2 separate regions of the Homo sapiens genome follow, and region 2 is linked to region 1. Evidence: chromatin loops called from intact Hi-C (ENCODE). Cell type or tissue: endothelial cell of umbilical vein. All regions are shown on one strand. Each heading gives the region's core, and the rest is flanking DNA. Links, peaks and the distances in the headings are about the cores only.

What was found. Peaks named below come from ENCODE experiments on the same cell type or tissue, not always from the same donor. Only the 100,000 strongest peaks of a DNase experiment are listed, where the experiment ranks them.
Region 2: a loop joins it to region 1, with 10 times the contacts of the local background. A loop is called at or near these places in 1 of 110 quality-filtered maps.

The regions. Positions count from the first base shown.
Region 1 is chr6:151,971,758-151,976,371 of GRCh38, forward strand. The region is part of intron 4 of ESR1 (estrogen receptor 1); the gene reads left to right. Among named protein-coding and RNA genes, the nearest start is that of ESR1, 170 kb to the left of the region's middle. In endothelial cell of umbilical vein, for the core only: no CTCF peak of the experiment used is centred there; a DNase peak (open chromatin) is centred at 2,564; H3K27ac peaks cover 666 bases.
Region 2 is chr6:151,889,215-151,893,828 of GRCh38, forward strand. All of the region lies in intron 3 of ESR1 (estrogen receptor 1), which reads left to right. Among named protein-coding and RNA genes, the nearest start is that of ESR1, 84 kb to the left of the region's middle. In endothelial cell of umbilical vein, for the core only: no CTCF peak of the experiment used is centred there; a DNase peak (open chromatin) is centred at 2,467; H3K27ac peaks cover 2,338 bases.

The DNA of each region.
Region 1 (4,614 bases), core at 355-4,354:
AAGAACAAATCAAACCCAAACCCAGCAGAAGGAAAGAAATAACGAAGATCAGAGCAGAACTAAATGAAATTGAAACAAACAACAACAATAAAAAAGATAAATGAAACAAAAGGCTGTTTTTTTGAAAAGATAAATAAAATGGATATAACACTAGTGAGATTAACCAGGAAGAGAGAGGATCCAAATAAGCTCAATTAGAAACGAAACAGGAGCTATTATAATCAATACCACAGAAATACAAAAGATATTGGAAGCTACTATGAACATCTTTACACACATAAACTAGAAAACTTAAAGGAGATGGATAAATTCCTGGAAATATACAACCCTCCTAGGTTAAGCCAGAAAGAATTAGAAACTCTAAACAGACCAATAGCAAGCAGCGAGATTGAAATGATAATAAAAAAAATTGCCAACAAAAAAAGTCCAGGACCACACAGATTCACAGCTAAATTGTATCAGACATTCAAAGAAAAATTGATACCAATCCTACTGAAACTATTCCACAAGACAGAGAAAGAGGGAATCCTCCCTAAATCATTTTATGAAGCCAGTATCACCCTAATACCAAAACCAGGAAAGGACATAACAAAAAAGAAAACTACAGCCCAATATCCCTGATAAATATAGATGCAAAAATCCTTAACAAAATACTAGCTAAGTGAATCCAACAGCATATCAGAAAGATAATCAACTATGATCAGGTGGGTTTCATACCAGGGATGCAGGGATGGTTTAACATTCACAAGTCAATAAATGTGATACACCACATGAATAGAATTAAAAACAAAAATCACATGAGCATCTCAATAGATGCAGAAAAAGCATTTGACAAAACCTAGCATCCAATTATGACAATTTTTAAATATGGGGAATGGTCTTCATGGAAAAGTAGATGTTAATGGCACCTGTATTAGGGTTCTCTAGAGGGACAGAACTAATAGGATAGATGTATATATAAAGGGGAGTTTATTAAGAAGTATTGACTCACACGATCACAAGGTTGGGTTCCGCAATAGGCCGTCTGCAAGCTGAAGAGCAAGGAAGCCAGTCCAAGTCCCAAAACCTCAAAAGCAGGGAAGCCAAAAGTGCAGCCTTCAGTCTGTGGTTGAAGGTATAAGAGTCCCAAAGCTGAAGAACTTCACGTCAGAAATTCGAGGGCAGGAAGCATCCAGCATGGGAGAAAGATGTAGGCCAGAAGACTAAACCAGTCTAGTCTTTCCATGTTCTTCTGCCTGCTTTTATTCTGGCCATGCTGGCAGCTGATTAGATGGTGCCCACCCAGATTGAGGGCGGGTCTGCCTTTCCCAGCTCACTGACTCAAATGTTAATCTCCTTTGGCAACATCCTCACAGATACACCCAGGAGCAATACTTTGCATCCTTCAATCCAATCAAGTTGACATTACATATTAATCATCACAGCAACCAAAAGATTATCTCATTTAATCCTTACAATAGCTCTGTGTAGTGGGTATATATTTTCCTTTTGCTGAAGAGGAAGTAGGCTTAGAGGGGTTGAGTAATTTGCCCAGAATACCTAGGTAGTAGAAGATAGTAGAGCCATTATATTCTGTCTGCATTCAAGAGTGTGCTGCTTTATTTGTTCCTGAATTGCACACAAGCTAAAGAATACAACTGGATGTTCAGTCTACTCCTATTTTGATAACTTGGCTAACTTTACTGCAGAGTCTGCAGAGGTGACCAATTTTACTCTGGGAGATACCAGGGAATCCGCCATGTAATTCCTCAGGCTGAGTGTTTTGGAAACACAAAGCTGTCACTGCTATTAAGTGATGTTTTTTCCTGAGAGTCTACTATGCTCCCAGTACCAGCCTCCGCAGGCCCTCTGTCTACCCCTTTTCTGTCCTGATGTGTTCTAGCAGGCACTGAGAAAGTCATTGTAGAAGTTACCATGACTTTCCAAATGCTTCCAGAAGCAGAACACAATTTCACAGGAGGGCCAATAAGTATGAATGCCACCTTGATAGAAAGTGAAGTTTTGCGTCCTGTTGAACACTCAGTAAATGCTTCCTGAATAGATGCAGGATTGGCAAAACATAGCTCCCCAGCTTTCATAATTCAGACTCAGAGGCCCTTCGTGCTCCTGTTATTCTTGTTACTTCATGTCAGGTACCTAAAAGGGTTGTTTTTCAGTTTTCGTCATTGATTTAAAGCAGAGGTTAGTAAACTTTTTCTGTAAAGGCCAGGTAGTTAGTATTTTAGCCTTTGTGAGTATTTGGTCTCACAAAAGCAGCCATAGATGATATGTAAATGAATGTGCATGGCTGTGTTCTGATAAAACTTTATTTAAAAATGAGGGGTCATCTGGGCTGTGGTTTTTCAACCCCTGATTTAAAACAAAAACAAAATGTGCTATGCCTGTTAGATGCTACTACATTTGATTCTGTGTTTTCCATATTTTTCTAAAATGTACTGAACAGGAAATGAACAAACTGATGACACAATGATCTAATTTAATCATTGAGATAAGAGTGGCGCCAACTCTTATTGAGTATTTGTTATGTGTCAGGCACTTGGCTAAGCACTTTACATGTTTTCTATGATTTATAAAGCAAATATTGTTATTATCTTCATTTTTTGCTGAGGGAAGGAATAAAGTCACAGCCAGCTTACAGAGGCTGCCGGAGGTCACACATCACCAGTACACTGAAACACGTGGTCTGATTACAGGATCCATGATCTCCTGTACAGATCATAGTGATATTGACCTGAGAGGAAAGAGCCTAGGACTTACAATCAGAAATCTGGGTTCACATTTCAACTCCGTTCCATGCCAAATTACATTAAAACTGGGCCTCAGCTTTCCCACCTGTGAAAGAGGAATAATACTAGGACTTGCCCTCCCAACCTTAGAGATTGCTGTGAGGATAAAAGCCTATATGAATGTGCTTTATAAACTATAAACACCATACAAATGTTTGTTATAAGTCTGCCATTTGAATACATCTTAGTCTTTTTTTCCTATGTGAAATAAAACATTTTAAGACAAGCAATGAAATTCTTGAAACTATAACAGGTTTTTAAGGGTGTTGATCCCCAAAGCCGTCTTCACTATTTTGCTCCCTCTCTGACTCGCTCTGTCTCTGCCTAGCAGCGCTAGTCTTTTCTACGTGTTTGATCTGTTGTTCCTGTGTTTAGGCCCATCCCTACTACACAGCGGAAGTCAGCTATTTTTTCTCTTTCCTTTGCTCTGCTGAGCAAGATTAAACTCTTTTCACCTGGACTTTTCCTAGATTACTCAGGCTGGGTGGAAATGGGGTAGCTGTGAGGCTGGGATGTTACTGTACAATTCAAATTTATGATCTGAACTTAACTAGATCTTGCTGAAGATTGACCTGGCTAGCACAGTTTTGAGGCACCTATCTTTCAGTCCCTTCTGTCCTCTTGGCCTGGCCACTGGCCACATGTTAGTAGCTTACTTCTAAGGATGGAATGCCATGCATCTCCTACAAGGTTGTCTCTATGCTTCACACAAAGTAAAAGAATGGAGGCAACTTTGAATGCTGCTCATTTTCACTCAGGCAATCCCTTTACAATATTGTGCTTAGTAAACTCCCCCCACTCTTTTTTTCCCTTAGCTTGTTTTTTTTTTCTAATAAAAGTCTATATCAATTTGATGTATTAGTTAGGGTTCTCTGGAGAAACAGAACCAGTAGGATCAATTGATTGGTCAATCAATCAATCAAGACAAAAAGAGATTCATCTGGAAGGAGTTGATTCATGCCATTGCGGTCATTGGCTAGTCTGAAATCTGTAAGGCAGGCTGGCTGACTGGAAGCTCAGGCGGGATTTCTCTGCTGCAGTCTCAAGGCAGAATTCCGTCCTCTTGGGGAAACCTCAGTCTTTGCTCTTAAAGCTTTCAATTGATTGGATGAGGCCTACACACATTATGGAGAATAATCTGTTTTACTTAAAGTCTACTGATTGTAAACATTAATTATATTTAAAAAGTACTTTCACAGCAACATTTAGACTAGTGTTTGACCAACAACTGGGCACCACGGTCAAGCCAAGTTGGCATATAGAATTAGCCAGCAAACTTGGTATTCACAATCTGTCATTATAGTCTTATCTATAAACCTAAGGTTTAGAGAAACGCTGGTCATTCTGAACAATTCCCTGTGAATGCAGAGATCAAGGAGCCTCCCCTTAACTGGGTAGGCAGTGTGAAATACCTGCAGTGTACTTGACCTTACTGTTCACCCACTGGCAGCTGTTCCTACAGCTTGGCTTCAGATATATAATATTACATTGGCTAACTTCAAAGAGCATTGTTTTCCAAGGATAGAGATGGTGATGGTGTATATTACTTTTACCAGCCCCAGACCTGTAAGAGGTTCTCATCTCTTTTGTTTAAGATTTTGTTGTTTTTTTTTAATGCTCAATAAAAGAAGCTTTATTCTTTCATTAAAAAACAAATCTCAGAAGAACAGGGAAGAAGAGGGTAGCCTATGAAAGTGTGATTGTTATTTGATACCATCGTGACTTAGCTTGTTTTCACCTAAGACTCTGAGATTCTATTCTGTTTATGTGAGATTTGGGCTGAGTTCAACTACTATCCATATTAACTGAATCATAAAACAATTAATCC
Region 2 (4,614 bases), core at 443-4,442, 82 kb before region 1:
TTTTGGGAAGAGTTTGAGGATTGGTATTAGTTCTTTAAATATTTGGTAGAGTTCAGCAATAAAGCCCATTAGGTCCTGGGCTTTTCTTCCATAGAGGACTTTTTATTGCTGATTCAGTCTTCTTTCTAGCTATTGGTCTGGTCAGACTTTCTATTTCTTCATGATTCAGACTTGCTAGGTTTATGTGTCTAAGACTTTATCCATTTATTCCAAGTTATCCAAGTTGTTGGTGTGTAATTCATCATAGTACTCTTATAATTTTTTGCATTTCTGTGCTATCAGTTGTAATGTCTCCTCTTTTATTTCTGATTCAGTTTATTTGTGTCTTCTCACTTTTTTTCTTAGTCTAGTTAAAGGTTAATCAATTTTGTTTATCTTTTTAAAAACAAATTCGTAGTTTCACTGATCTTTTGTTTTGTGTTTTTAGTCTCAATTTTATTTATTTTTCCTCCGATCTTTATTATTTTCTTCCTTCTACTAACTTGGGGCTTAGTTTATTTTTATTTTTCTAGTTATTTGTGGTATAACATTAGATTGTTTGAGATCTTCTTCTTTGATGAAGACATTTATTGCTATAAACTTCCCTCTTGAAAATACTCTTGCTGCATCCCACAAATTTTGGTATGTTGTGTGTCCATTTTCATTTGTTTCAAGATATTTTTCAACTTTTCTTTTTATTTCTTCTTTGACCCACTGGTTGGTTCTGAGTATGTTGTTTTATTTTCAAGTATTTGTGAATTTTCCAAAATTATTCTTGTTGATTTATAGTTTCATATTATTTATGGTTGGAAAAAATACTTGATATGGTGTCAATGTTCTTAAATTTATTAAGACTTATTTTGTGTCCTAACATATGAACTATACTGTTTTTTTTCTTTTTTTTTTTTTGAGACAGAGTCTCACTGTGTTGCCCAGGCTGGAGTGCACTGGCTCAATCTTGGTTGACTGCAACCTCCGCCTCCTGGGTTCAAGCTATTCTCATACCTCAGCCTCCCGAGCAGCTGGGAATACAGGAGCACACCGCCATGCCTGGCTAACTTTTTGTATTTTTTAGTAGAGATGGGGTTTCACCATTTGGGTCAGGCTGCTCTCAAACTCCTGACTTCAAATGATCTGCCCACCTTAGCCTCCCAAAGTGCTGGGATTACAGGAGTGAGCCACCGTGCCAGGCCATGATCTATACTGTTTTATCTAACATTCAGTGGATAATGTTCCATGTGTATTTGAGAAGAATGTGTGTTCTGTTGCTGTTGGATGAAATATTCTGTATGTATCTGTTAAGTCCATCTGTGCTAAAGTATAGTTTAAGTTTGAACTTTCATTATTGATTTTCTGTCCGAATAATCTGTCCATTGCTAAAAGTGGGGTACTGAGTTCCCCAATATTATTGTATTACAGTCTATCTTCCCTTTCATATCAATTAATATTTGTTTCATTCATTTAGGTACTCCAATGTTGGGTGCATATGTATGTTCACCTGTTATATCCTCTTAATGAATTGACCCTCTTGTCATTATTTAATGGCCTTCTTTGTCTTATTTTATAGTTTGTGACTTAAAGCCTATTTTATTTGATATAAATATAGCTGTCTCTGCTTTCTTTTGGCTTCTATTTTCATAGAATGCCTTTTTTGGTCCCTTCGCCTTCATTCTCTGTGTTTTCTTAACCATGCATTGAATCTCTTCTAGACATCATATAACAGGGTCTTGTTTTTTTAAATCCATTTACTCACTGTATCTCTTTCTTCCTATCTTGCTGTCTTCCTTTGTGATTAGGCGATTTTCTATAGTGGTATCCTTTGAATTCTTACTTTTTGCCTTTTGTATATTTGCTACAGGATTTTGCTTTGTGATTACCATAAGGCTTACATAAAAGATCTTATAGTTATACCAGGCTATGTTCAACTGTTTATAACATAACTTTGATTAATTTTTTAATACTCAATTTATTTGATTGCTTATTTAGAGATAATTTTGATTCCTATCAGAAGAAAACTGAGGTATCTTTATGTACCTTTTCAGGAATGACCACGTCTCACCTTACCTTGAATGTTACAAGAAATGCTGGCAGTGACTCAAGGCCAGGCAAAAATTTCAGAAAGGGTTTATCTTGTTTGTACAATTTTCTTTTGCAAAAATAAATGATTCTTGATATGATGTAAGGACTTTTTCCGTAGATAGAACCTATAAAATGCAGAACTTTGGGGCAGTAATTATATGAATGAATTGCTACTTTAAAATTCTGTAAGTCCCCAGGAATTTCCATATGCTTTTTTTTGTTTGTTTCAGTGGTTGTGATCAGGCTAATGGGTAGTTTTTAGAGCTGAAAAGAACTTAAAGATCATCTAGTGCACCTTTTTGTTTTTCAGTTGGATTGTTCTTGTCCAAATCACTAAGCTAAGTTAACTGCTCAGACAGGAAACCAAGTCTCCTGACCCATGGTTTAATGCTCCTTTCATTGTTATGCGTCTGCCTGGCTGACCTGTTAGTAACATAAAGTGTCATGAGAGATAGACATATGCATGAGTAAGATATTAATATCCCATAAACCAAAACTGTGACTTAGGAAATGTTACGGTGGGCACAGGATATTACTCCTCTTCAACAAAAACATCAATCATATGTTGGCTTAGTTGCACAGCAGAAGTACCAAAATAAATTTATATAGACGGTGTCACAGATACTTTAAAAAGACCTACTTAAGATTTAATTACCTAATATTATTTAATATTTAATATAATTTAAAAGGGGCATTTTTATCTTTCAGCCAAGGTTTTAATTGTTTTTAGATAATTCTATTTTTGAAAGTCTGATTTTGTTTTAAAATGCCCATTCTGGTATATAAAAACATCATTTTGTCAAATAGGAGTCCCAGCTAAGGGCCAAGCGTGCAATTAAACTTGACTCTTTACCTACTACCTAGGAACCTTGGGCAGATCACATACTTTTTCTTCACTCAGTTTTTACTTCTGAAAAATGCCAGCTGAAGTATGTTTCAAATCTTAAATTTTATGTTTTATGATCTAAGTTCAGATTAACAATGGAATGGTTAGAATCCAAAGCTAAAGGTAGTATATACAAGTGTATATTGGGGGTTGGGAGCAACTGCCGCAGCTATCATATTTACATTTCAAGCTCAATTTAGAACAACTGCGGGCAACTGTAAAAACCGGTAGGAATGGGCAGAGTTATTGTCTTCACTAGTCATTGTGGAAAGTGAATCTCTTCTGAATGGAGAGTCACAAAAATGAGTTTGATGCTTTCATGATAGTGAAATGAGAAGATGGCCATATATTGCTATAAATCACCAGCAACATAAAAGAAAAAATTCAAAAATCAAGTTTGTTGAGGCAGGACTCTGAAAAGATAACTAAGCTTTTTTTTTTTTTTTTTTCTGTTAGAGATGTAATAATCATGACTAAGACTGGAATCCCAAGAGCTGGTGAGACTTTCTAGTTTCTGCCTTGTGGAAAGAGAAAGGAAGAGGCCAAAAAAGATAATGAATTTTGGAAAGTTCCTGATTAAATATCGCATAGGCTAGTCTGGTTATGTCTGCTTGAAAACTTATCCAGTAGGTATAAACCAACACACTTGAGGCCAGTCTTTTTGGAAATTACAGAAATATATGTCAGCCTTAAGAGACATCCTATGATGAAGAGCAGAGGGAGTTGTTTATAAAGAAATGTTCTCATTGGCTGGGCATGATGGCTCACGCCTGTAATCCCAGCACTTTGGGAGGCCGAGCTGGGTGGATCACTTGAGATCAGAAGTTCCAGAGCAGCCTGGCTAACATGGTGAAACCCCGTCTCTACTAAAAATATAAAAAAATTAGCCGGGCATGGTGGCGGGCGCCTGTAGTCGCAGCTACTCGGGATACTGAGGCAGGAGAATGGCGTGAACCTGGGAGGCGGAGCTTGCAGTGAGCCAAGATCGTGCCACTGCACTCCAGACTGGGCGACAGAGCAAGACTCTGTCTCAAAAAAAAATTAGCCAGGCATGGCGGGGAGCGCCTGTAATCCCAGCTACTCAGGAGGCTGAGGCAGGGAAATTGCTTGAACCCAGGAGGTGGAGGTTACAGTGAGTTAAGATGGCACCATTGCACTCCAGCCTGGGTAACAGAGCTAGACTCCATCTCAAAAAAAGAAAAGAAATGTTCTGGTCATGCCTGGAGATAATACATGGTTTAGTTTATGCTTGATTCAGCAAATAAAAATTGGTGAGGAACATACAGAATTATATTTAGGTGATTATATTTTTTATATTTTATATATAAAATTTATATTTTTTATATTTTAGGTGATTATATTTTTAAACGCTTGCTTTACAAGACTAATCATTATTACTTTTTTAAGTTTTGTGATATATTTTATTTAACTAATATACCCCAAATAGTATTTCAATACAGAATCAACATTTAAAAATTATTGATACATTATGTATGTTTTTTTCCTTCACTAAGACTTCCAAATCCTCCAAGTGTTTCACACTTACATCTTATTTTGGACCAGCCAGATTTTAGTGCTCATTTGACCATGTGATCTGTGCTTAAGGAGGCTGCTGGAGCTGAGGCTGGGCTGCAGTACCAACATAGAAGTCTTTATCTGTCAAACCAGGA